Regions from separate parts of the Homo sapiens genome. Here region 2 is linked to region 1. A link is a loop called in an ENCODE intact Hi-C map of the cell type or tissue named here. Cell type or tissue: GM12878. All regions are shown on one strand.

What was found. Hi-C counts contacts between places; a loop is a spot of excess contacts. Peaks named below come from ENCODE experiments on the same cell type or tissue, not always from the same donor. Only the 100,000 strongest peaks of a DNase experiment are listed, where the experiment ranks them.
Region 2: a loop joins it to region 1, with 2.3 times the contacts of the local background. A loop is called at or near these places in 1 of 110 quality-filtered maps.

Annotation. Positions count from the first base shown.
Region 1 is chrX:19,861,816-19,865,815 of GRCh38, forward strand. The region is part of intron 1 of SH3KBP1 (SH3 domain containing kinase binding protein 1); the gene reads right to left. Among named protein-coding and RNA genes, the nearest start is that of SH3KBP1, 24 kb to the right of the region's middle. RefSeq lists enhancers at 741-1,347, 1,592-1,891, 2,262-2,311. In GM12878, no CTCF peak of the experiment used is centred here; DNase peaks (open chromatin) are centred at 1,756 and 3,209; H3K4me3 peaks cover 2,137 bases; H3K27ac peaks cover 4,000 bases.
Region 2 is chrX:19,683,433-19,687,432 of GRCh38, forward strand. SH3KBP1 (SH3 domain containing kinase binding protein 1) reads right to left here. Exons shown (of 18, transcript NM_031892.3): 6 at 391-596. Among named protein-coding and RNA genes, the nearest start is that of MAP3K15, 170 kb to the left of the region's middle. In GM12878, a CTCF peak has its summit at 2,444 (motif pointing right); no DNase peak of the experiment used is centred here; H3K27me3 peaks cover 120 bases.

The DNA.
Region 1 (4,000 bases):
TGAAGAACTCTCTGGTGAACTGTTCCTGGATGTTCTTCTGCTCATGCTCTGACTTTCTCAAAACACTGTCATAATAAACAGATTTTATTGTTCTTTGGCCCTCCAAGAAGTCAACAAGCAACATGCCTGGAGCATCCCCAAAAACTGTTGCCCTGACCTTTGCTCTTGACCGCTTTTGCTTTGACTGGACCACTTCCGCCTCTTGGTAGCCACTGCTCTGATTGTGCTTTGTCTTCAGGATGGCACTGGGAAAGCCGTGTTTCATCTCCTGTTACAGTTCTTCCAATAAATTCTTCATGATCTTGATCTCACCTGTTTAGAATTTCCACTGGAAGCTCCGCTCTTGTTTGCACCTGATCTGGGAGCAATGGTTTTGCCACCCATTGAATTTGCTCGGTTTTAATTTTTCAGTCAGAATTGTGTGAGCTGAACCAATTGAGATGTCTGTGGTGTTGGCTATTGTTTCTGTTGTTAATTGTCAGTCCTCTTCTATTAGGGCATAAACAAGATAAATTTTTTCCTCGAAAATTGATATGGATAGTCTGCCGCTGCAGACCTTATCTTCAACATTGTTTTGTCCTTTCTTAAAATGAGCTATCTATTTGTAAACTGCTAATTTCTTTGGAATATTGTCCCCATAAATTTTGTGTAAAGCATCAGTTATTTCACCATTCTTCCACTCAAGCTTCACTATAAGTTTGGTGTTTGTTCTTGCTTCAATTTTAGCAGAATTCATGTTGCTCTGATAGGGGCTCTTTCCAAACTGGTGTCTTATCTTTCTTAGTGCCTCAAACTAGATACTATTCAGACATGTTACAGCCAAGTTAGTGTGAGTTTATTTTGGTGCAAAAAAAAAAAAATTTAAATCCATGAATAGTTTTTTCATAATACCCATTTTCCATGAACTTGTTGAAGTCTCCTCATATAGCTCTGTATTACTTGGCTTTGATCCTTATCCTAAAAGAGGTCAGCTCACAATTGAAGTATCCAAATGAAAAACAAGCACTCCAGGGATGGTGGATCAGCATTTGAAAGACTAATCAGAGTCCATTTGCACCAGAGTTGGTTAATTAGCATGATGAAAACAAGCAGTGGCCCTCTGCTCTAGGAATTGGGTGAAAATATTGTGCCACCATCTCCATCCTCAGAAGAACCGCACAAAAGAATCTAGAAATAACAGCAGTCTGCCCCCTTCAGAGAAGAGGCCCAGGACTGTCAGGGGCCATTGTCAACCACTAAAGGAGGACCCTGTCCCCTCCCTGGGGGTTAGCTGAATCCCGGCACTGGAATACAGTGGCATCTGCCTTGAATGTCTCTTTCCCAAAAGGGGCCCGGCCAGAGGGCTCAAGCTTTGCTGAGCTTACAAAACAGACTGCAGTGTGCTCTCTTTTTTTTTTAAAGAGACAGGGTCTTGCTCTGTTGCCCAGGCTGGAGTACAGTGACAGGATCATAGCTCACTACAGCCTTGAACTCCTGAGCTCAAGTAATCCTTCCACCTCAGCCTCCCAAGTAACAGGGACTATAGGTATGTGCCACCACGCCCAGCTAAAGCAGGGCTCTCTTCATGCCTGCTTACTAACAAGTGTCTGAATGAGTGGCCAAAACGTGTCTGAGACTTGCTTTCACTGTAACATACCTCCCAGTCATGGGACCGTGGGAAAGGATGCACAAAGCTCCCACGTACTATTTCTCAAAAGAACTTGTCAGTTCTTCAAAGTCCAAACCAGTTTAAGTTCACAACAGATTATTTGTTAGAATTCTTGAGAACACATTTAAGGCTCTGTGAGCCTGTACCAGACCGGTTTACATTCTCCAGAGCAGAGCCCTCCTGGGACGGGGTCCCCAGCTGGGCTGCTGCTCTCTCCAGAGAGAGTTGTTTGGACAGTGACACCCAACACCCCCCAACCTCCCTCGGGACACCAAGTGGCCACAATGAACCCCTGAGGCTTTTAGTGGCAAGAGTGCACTGGATGTCCAAAAAGTAAGCAAATAAATTTGTTTAGCCCAGCGTCTAAGTTGACTCAACAGTAGAATCAATCACAAAGCCTACAAACAAAAAAGCCCATGCTTTTATTTTCTTTGGGGCCAGATGTAATCAACCCCATCTTCTATTTTCTCTCTCCCAAGGGGCAGACTCGTCTATCATTTCCTGTCCTCATCCCCCTGCTTCCTCATTCCTCGCTCGCTGGCCAGCCCAGCTGCTACCAGTCATCCTAACTCCCTGCTCCCCTTCACAGCCATCCATCCCCAGGCTCTAGCAGCCCCTGGTAAGAGTCTCAGCTGGGATCATCAAAACTCCAGGACCACCCTACAGAGAAACAAGGTATCTGACAAACTTCACAGTCTAGTGGTCTAAGAGAAACCCTCTCAACTTCCTGAAACTCTGCAAATATAGAAGCCATCTTCCACGTAGGCTGCCACCAAAATGATTGCCCCTTTGGCCCTACCCGACATGGAGATTTAGGAAAACAAAGTCCCTGGTGTGGATTGGCAGAACAACACCCCCCCACCCCCTGCAAAGATTTCCACATCCCAATCCCAAGCAAAAGGGAATGAAAGTTGCAGATGGAATTAAGGTTGCTCATCAGCTGGCCTTACAAAAGGAAGAGTCGCCTGGATTATCCAGGTGGACCCAATGTACCCACAAGGGTTCTTAAAAAGAGAGCGGGGGCACAGGAGAGAAGATCAAGTGACACAACCTGAAAAGGACCTGGGTCACTGTTGGTGGCTTTGAAGATGGAGGAAGGGGTCATGAGCCAAGGAATACGGGCTGCCTCTAGAAGATGGGAAATGGAAGGGAACGGGATTTTCCTTAGAGTTTCCAAAAAGGAATGCAGCCCAGTCAGCACTTTGATTTTAGCCCAGTGAGACCCACATCAAACTTCTGACCACAGAACTGTAAGACAGTAAAATCTGTGTTGTTTTAAGCCACTCATTTTATGGTAATTTGTTAGGGCAACAATAGGAAACGAATATACCTGGTTACCAGTACCACCGCTGCGTCTTTTGGACCTGACGGATAAGCGACTGTTAATGAAGTAAAACTCTCTATGCGGAGCCCACAGCACTTTCAAGTCACTTCCCCCGGAAGGCCGGCACCATGCCCCTAGCACTTATGTCCAAAGAAACCAGTGCCCAAGGACTGAAAACACACTGTGGTTTTGTGTCACAGGGCAACTTCTAAATAGAACACTTTGCCTGTGCCATTTTTGTGAGATATCTGCTTGACACAGATCTTTAAAAAGCAAACCCACTCAGAGTTATTTCTGTAACTGAAGGTGGGCAAGAATGGGGATAGTAAAATGAGACTATTACTTATGAAATGAGCAATGGAAGTTAGGCCTATTCTTATTTATCATTTAATGCATTAATCTGCACCTAAGTATGGTGATGACAATTTCCATTTCAGACCACCCAAAACCCACAGTGCATGGGTCTCGGCCTTGGTGGTGTTCTTTAATGGCCTCAAAGCTGTTTTATGCCAGTCTGTTCTTCTGGTTGTTTGGCTGGTGCCATAAACTCACAGCCAGAATTCATTCTTTGCAACGTATTTTTCTTGTGGTAAGTACCCTAAACCCACAGTGAAACAGAATCCTGCTTAATAGAGGGTGGAGGTGGAGGAGGGGAGCCATGTGAAGGTCAGCACTCCCTATTTCAATAGATTTGGATTCTCCTTCCAACTAGCTGGGAGTGGAGGTTCAAACCTTAACAGTGTTCAACTGACAAAGGTCTTGCTCAGTGATTCTTATTGCCCAAGCTTGAAAGTAGCTACGGATCACACAAGCTGGCCTAAAAATAAAAAGCAACGATTTCCAATGCCAGAACAGTGGGGCCATTTAAGCTCTATTTTTAGCAAGTCTCGGTTACCTGGGAAGCAGCATATGGCTCCTATAATTCTTCAAAGAGTGAGAGCATTAAAAGATTGAAGTGCCTGCGATGAATGGGCTGGTCCCCAAATGACTGTACACACACTGACCAAAGGAGACAGCCAACACCCCAG
Region 2 (4,000 bases), 180 kb before region 1:
AAGCACAAAGCACTAGAGAAATGTACAAGGAGCGGAGAGAGATTGGCCAGTGTCTGAAAAGTGTCAGGGTCATGCACTTAGGCGGGTCCAGGAATGAGGGGTTTTTCTGGGAAGCAGATAGAGAAGTACTGGTCCATTTCCAAAGTCATCCTGAGAAGCATTCCCTAGAGAGATCAGCAAGAAAGAAAGCAGCAAACTAGAGCATGAGCCTTTTGAGGGAAGTCGTTCCCACACAGAGGGAGAGCTAAAAAAGAAGACAGGACAAACAACTAGTACATGAGGACATGGAAACCCTAAAAGAGGAATTGGAAGCCTCCAGCACCAAACCCCACAACGTACTTTTGGATATTCCACATTAAGTTGAAATCAAATAGAAACTGTCGAACATACCTTTTCTACCGGCAGAAAGTCATTTTCTACTTCAATTGACCTTGGTCTTAGTTTGATTGGCTTGTCTTTGAAAATGTCTCCAAAGCCCACTCCCTTAACTTTCTTGGGCTGGATTGCTGCAGTTGCCACTGTCCCGTTGGCACCTTCAGACTTGGTGCTGCTTGAGTCACCCCCATCACTCTCGGAGCCTGTGGTTTCCCTTAAACCTGTCAAGAGTGGGGATGGGGAGAGAAAGAGCTCAGAAATCAGCCAGAGCCCTGAAGAAGAACTTCACAACCAGCCAGGAACCACCTCTAAAAGTGTGACTGGGCACAGGATAACTTGCACTAGGCTTTTGTATTCAGTATGTTGAGTAGTTTGACTGGCTCTGAGTTTTGTTTGATCTCCCCACCCCTTACTTTTAATTTTAAGATGTGAATCAAAACAACTTTTCAGAAAATCTAATTCCAAAGCAGATATCTTTGTACATGTGAAATTCACCCCTCTTTAGCCGGGAGCCTGGTTTTGATCCAAATTTGTTTTCCCATAGCCTGTGCAATAGCAACCCTTCCCACCCACCTTGTTGCCTCCCCACCCAGTCAGTACCACATACTGTACCTCCAATCTCTATGACTCATGTCAATTAGCAATTAGCAATGAAAGTAACATTTCCTAAAGGGAAACTGTAAAGCTAAAAGCCATTTAAACAAATGAGCAATTAAAGAAACCACACAAAATTATAACTGCCAAAGAATTCAATCTTTTTGGATGGCTTCACAAGGAATAAATGCATGCAGACATGTTTCTCTAGGAAAGCATTAAACCAAACTTGACATTAAGACGGTTTCACTAGCAAGACGATCATGTTTGTTAAAGAGGGAAAGGAAGCCGTCCTCCCAGAGGCCAGAATCCCCCAAACCTACAGCCCTTCTTCTCTCCTTTAAACACCAGTGTTTTCCCAAAGCTGAATCCCTTTCCAAAGAAGAACACTGGGGACATGACACTCTTCCTTTGATCTTCTGTGGCATGTGTTTGGAAGTCATAAAATAGTTATTAGCAAGACAACATGGACACTTACCTCCCCAGATTCTTTTTTCCCAAGGCTCTGCCCACAATCATGTTCCTAAAAGGAAGAGCCTATTTGTGTCTAGTTAATTTCTGGGTGTATTCTTCCTTTGATGGTCAGTATATCAATTATGCCATCAAAGGGCAGGATTCAAAGAATATTTTATGGAATACTAAACTCTGTCATTAACCTGTCTCTGAAAGCCTCTAGATGTGTAGAATAGCTCCTGAACATTTACTACATAACTCCTGATCATAACCATGCCCTTGAAATGAAAGTACGCCATCAAATGTTGTTCTCTATTAGCCAATTGTGCATTATCTTCCTACAGGTAAGGTGGCCTCCTAGTCCATAAGAATGATACACCAAATACTTGCTCACATAAAATCTCATAAAATGTGGAAGTCATTCAAATAAGGAAGTCTCAGTGCAGGAAGAAACTGTTAAATGAAAACAGACAAAATATAGAAAGGTCATTATAAACTGCTAACACGTTTCAGAATCAAATCCTTAAAACAATGGTTTTGTTTGTTGTTGTTGTCATTTTCCATAAAATGGTATTTTTAAGCCAAAAGGGTGGGGGAGGAGGAAGGTCCCCAGTGTACATTTTAATTAACTGAAAACCAGCATTTGTGAGCAAAAACACAGGACCGAATGGGGAACAGCCCACAACAAGGGGGTCGGCTGCAATTCACAGGAAGGATTAGAGTGTGTAAACATCAAGAACCCTCCCCCATTAGCTATCCATCTATCCATTTGTGTGTTTATCTGTTCATTGTTTTTGCAAATATCCCTGCTGGAGATATAATTTTGGAGTCTAAATATTGTGTCATTTCCCCCTTAACATGTTCTCATTTTGCCGTATGGATTCTTTCTATGTGATAAATGACTTGTATATTCCTTTCTGGCTTGGAAAGAGCCATTCAAGGGTGAAATAAAGAAACCATTAGTGGAAAGAAACCATCACCACTCCCCTCCCTCAGCACGCTCCCCTCATCACCACCAGAAGGCAGCAGGGCAAACAGATTAGGGCAAGTCTATTTTAGTTTTTCAAAGAGAAGAATTTCAAGGGTTCTTCTATCATTCACCATTAGCTAGAACCATAATATTTTCAGCCACTGCCATCCTCATTTCACTGAGCTTCTGGTTTTTGGGATTTACTGTCTTCTGGGCTCATCTTAATATGTTTATACTAATCACCGTGAGAAATACTCTACGTTACACAGAGAGAGGTTGCACAGTCATTCAACCACACAAGCATGGCCCGGGAAGGAAACACACAGCAGATTTTTCTTCCAGAACTTCTGGCAGGCTGGTTCTATCACTTTTAAGTGTATAAATTAAATATCTAACTATCTGTGTTGGTAAAATAATTCAAAATCTAGTTCCTTCCCTTTAGAGGGAAAGAAAGGTGACTTTTCATTTTCATGTTCATTTAGTGATATATCTTTTAGTGACTCGTGCCCATCATGCACATTATCCCATAAAATGTCCCCATGTCAGGCCCAGAATGCCAGGTTACACTCTTGGGTGGTGCAACCCAGAGTGTGGACTGTGGACGGGGGCTGGTTCATGAAGGGCTCATTACAGGTAGGCAGTGGTGAGAGAACTACAGAAAGTGTGGTGTCTGGGGCGATGCTTTAGTGTTTTAACAGTGTGCACTGGTGTAACTTCCAGACATGTGGCTGGTGGTGGAGTCATCTAAATGACCAGGGCACAGAGCAATCTAGGTGCTGTCAAAACTCCCACGGTGAGGCACAGGCGGCACCCTGCATGTGTAGTGAGGTCATGTGCAGTAGGGCCATGCATCTTCCCATGGTGGAGTGGCAAGGAAAAAAAACTTGACCCCAGTTTGTGAAGCATGGCTCTGGTGTTCATGTTTCAACGTTCTCTCTCATCATATCCATACACGTAGGTATGTATGCATATGTGTATATGCACACAAAGGTGGATGCTTTTCCTTCAAGGTGAAAAAAAAGAACAAAGCCTCCTCAGTTTTGTTTCTGAGAGTCCTTTAACTGTCCAATTTTGTGGAATGTACCCAGTCTTCCAGCATTGATCAGTTGAGATCCATGAGATATTTTTATCTATTTTTAATTTAACACTCACATGGATGGAGCTCACTGTGTGGCAAGAACTGTTCTAAGGGCATCTCATTCATCTCCTTCCCCTCAACTTTTGGCAGCCTTATTTCACAACACAAAAGGCTACACATTGGTCCTGCCAAAAAAAGTCTGCCATGTGGTGATTGGCTGAGTGAGCAAAGCAAAATGCCATTTCTGGCATGGACTTTCATGCCAAATTCTTACTTCTTTGAACCACACAATGACAAAATGGTTTATTGGTTTCCAGTGACCCACTCAGAGAAAGCAATAACCATGAGAGGTTGACATCTCTGCAGGAAGCCATCTTACACCACCCCAGAAGCCCAGAGAAACTGGTACAAATACATATGCCACGACAAATGCTACTGCTCCTTTGTTTGCACGTATGGCTCATGCACGCATATCACATACATGATAGAGGCAGAAAGCAAACAAAAGCGCCAGGGGCTGGTGCTGGGAA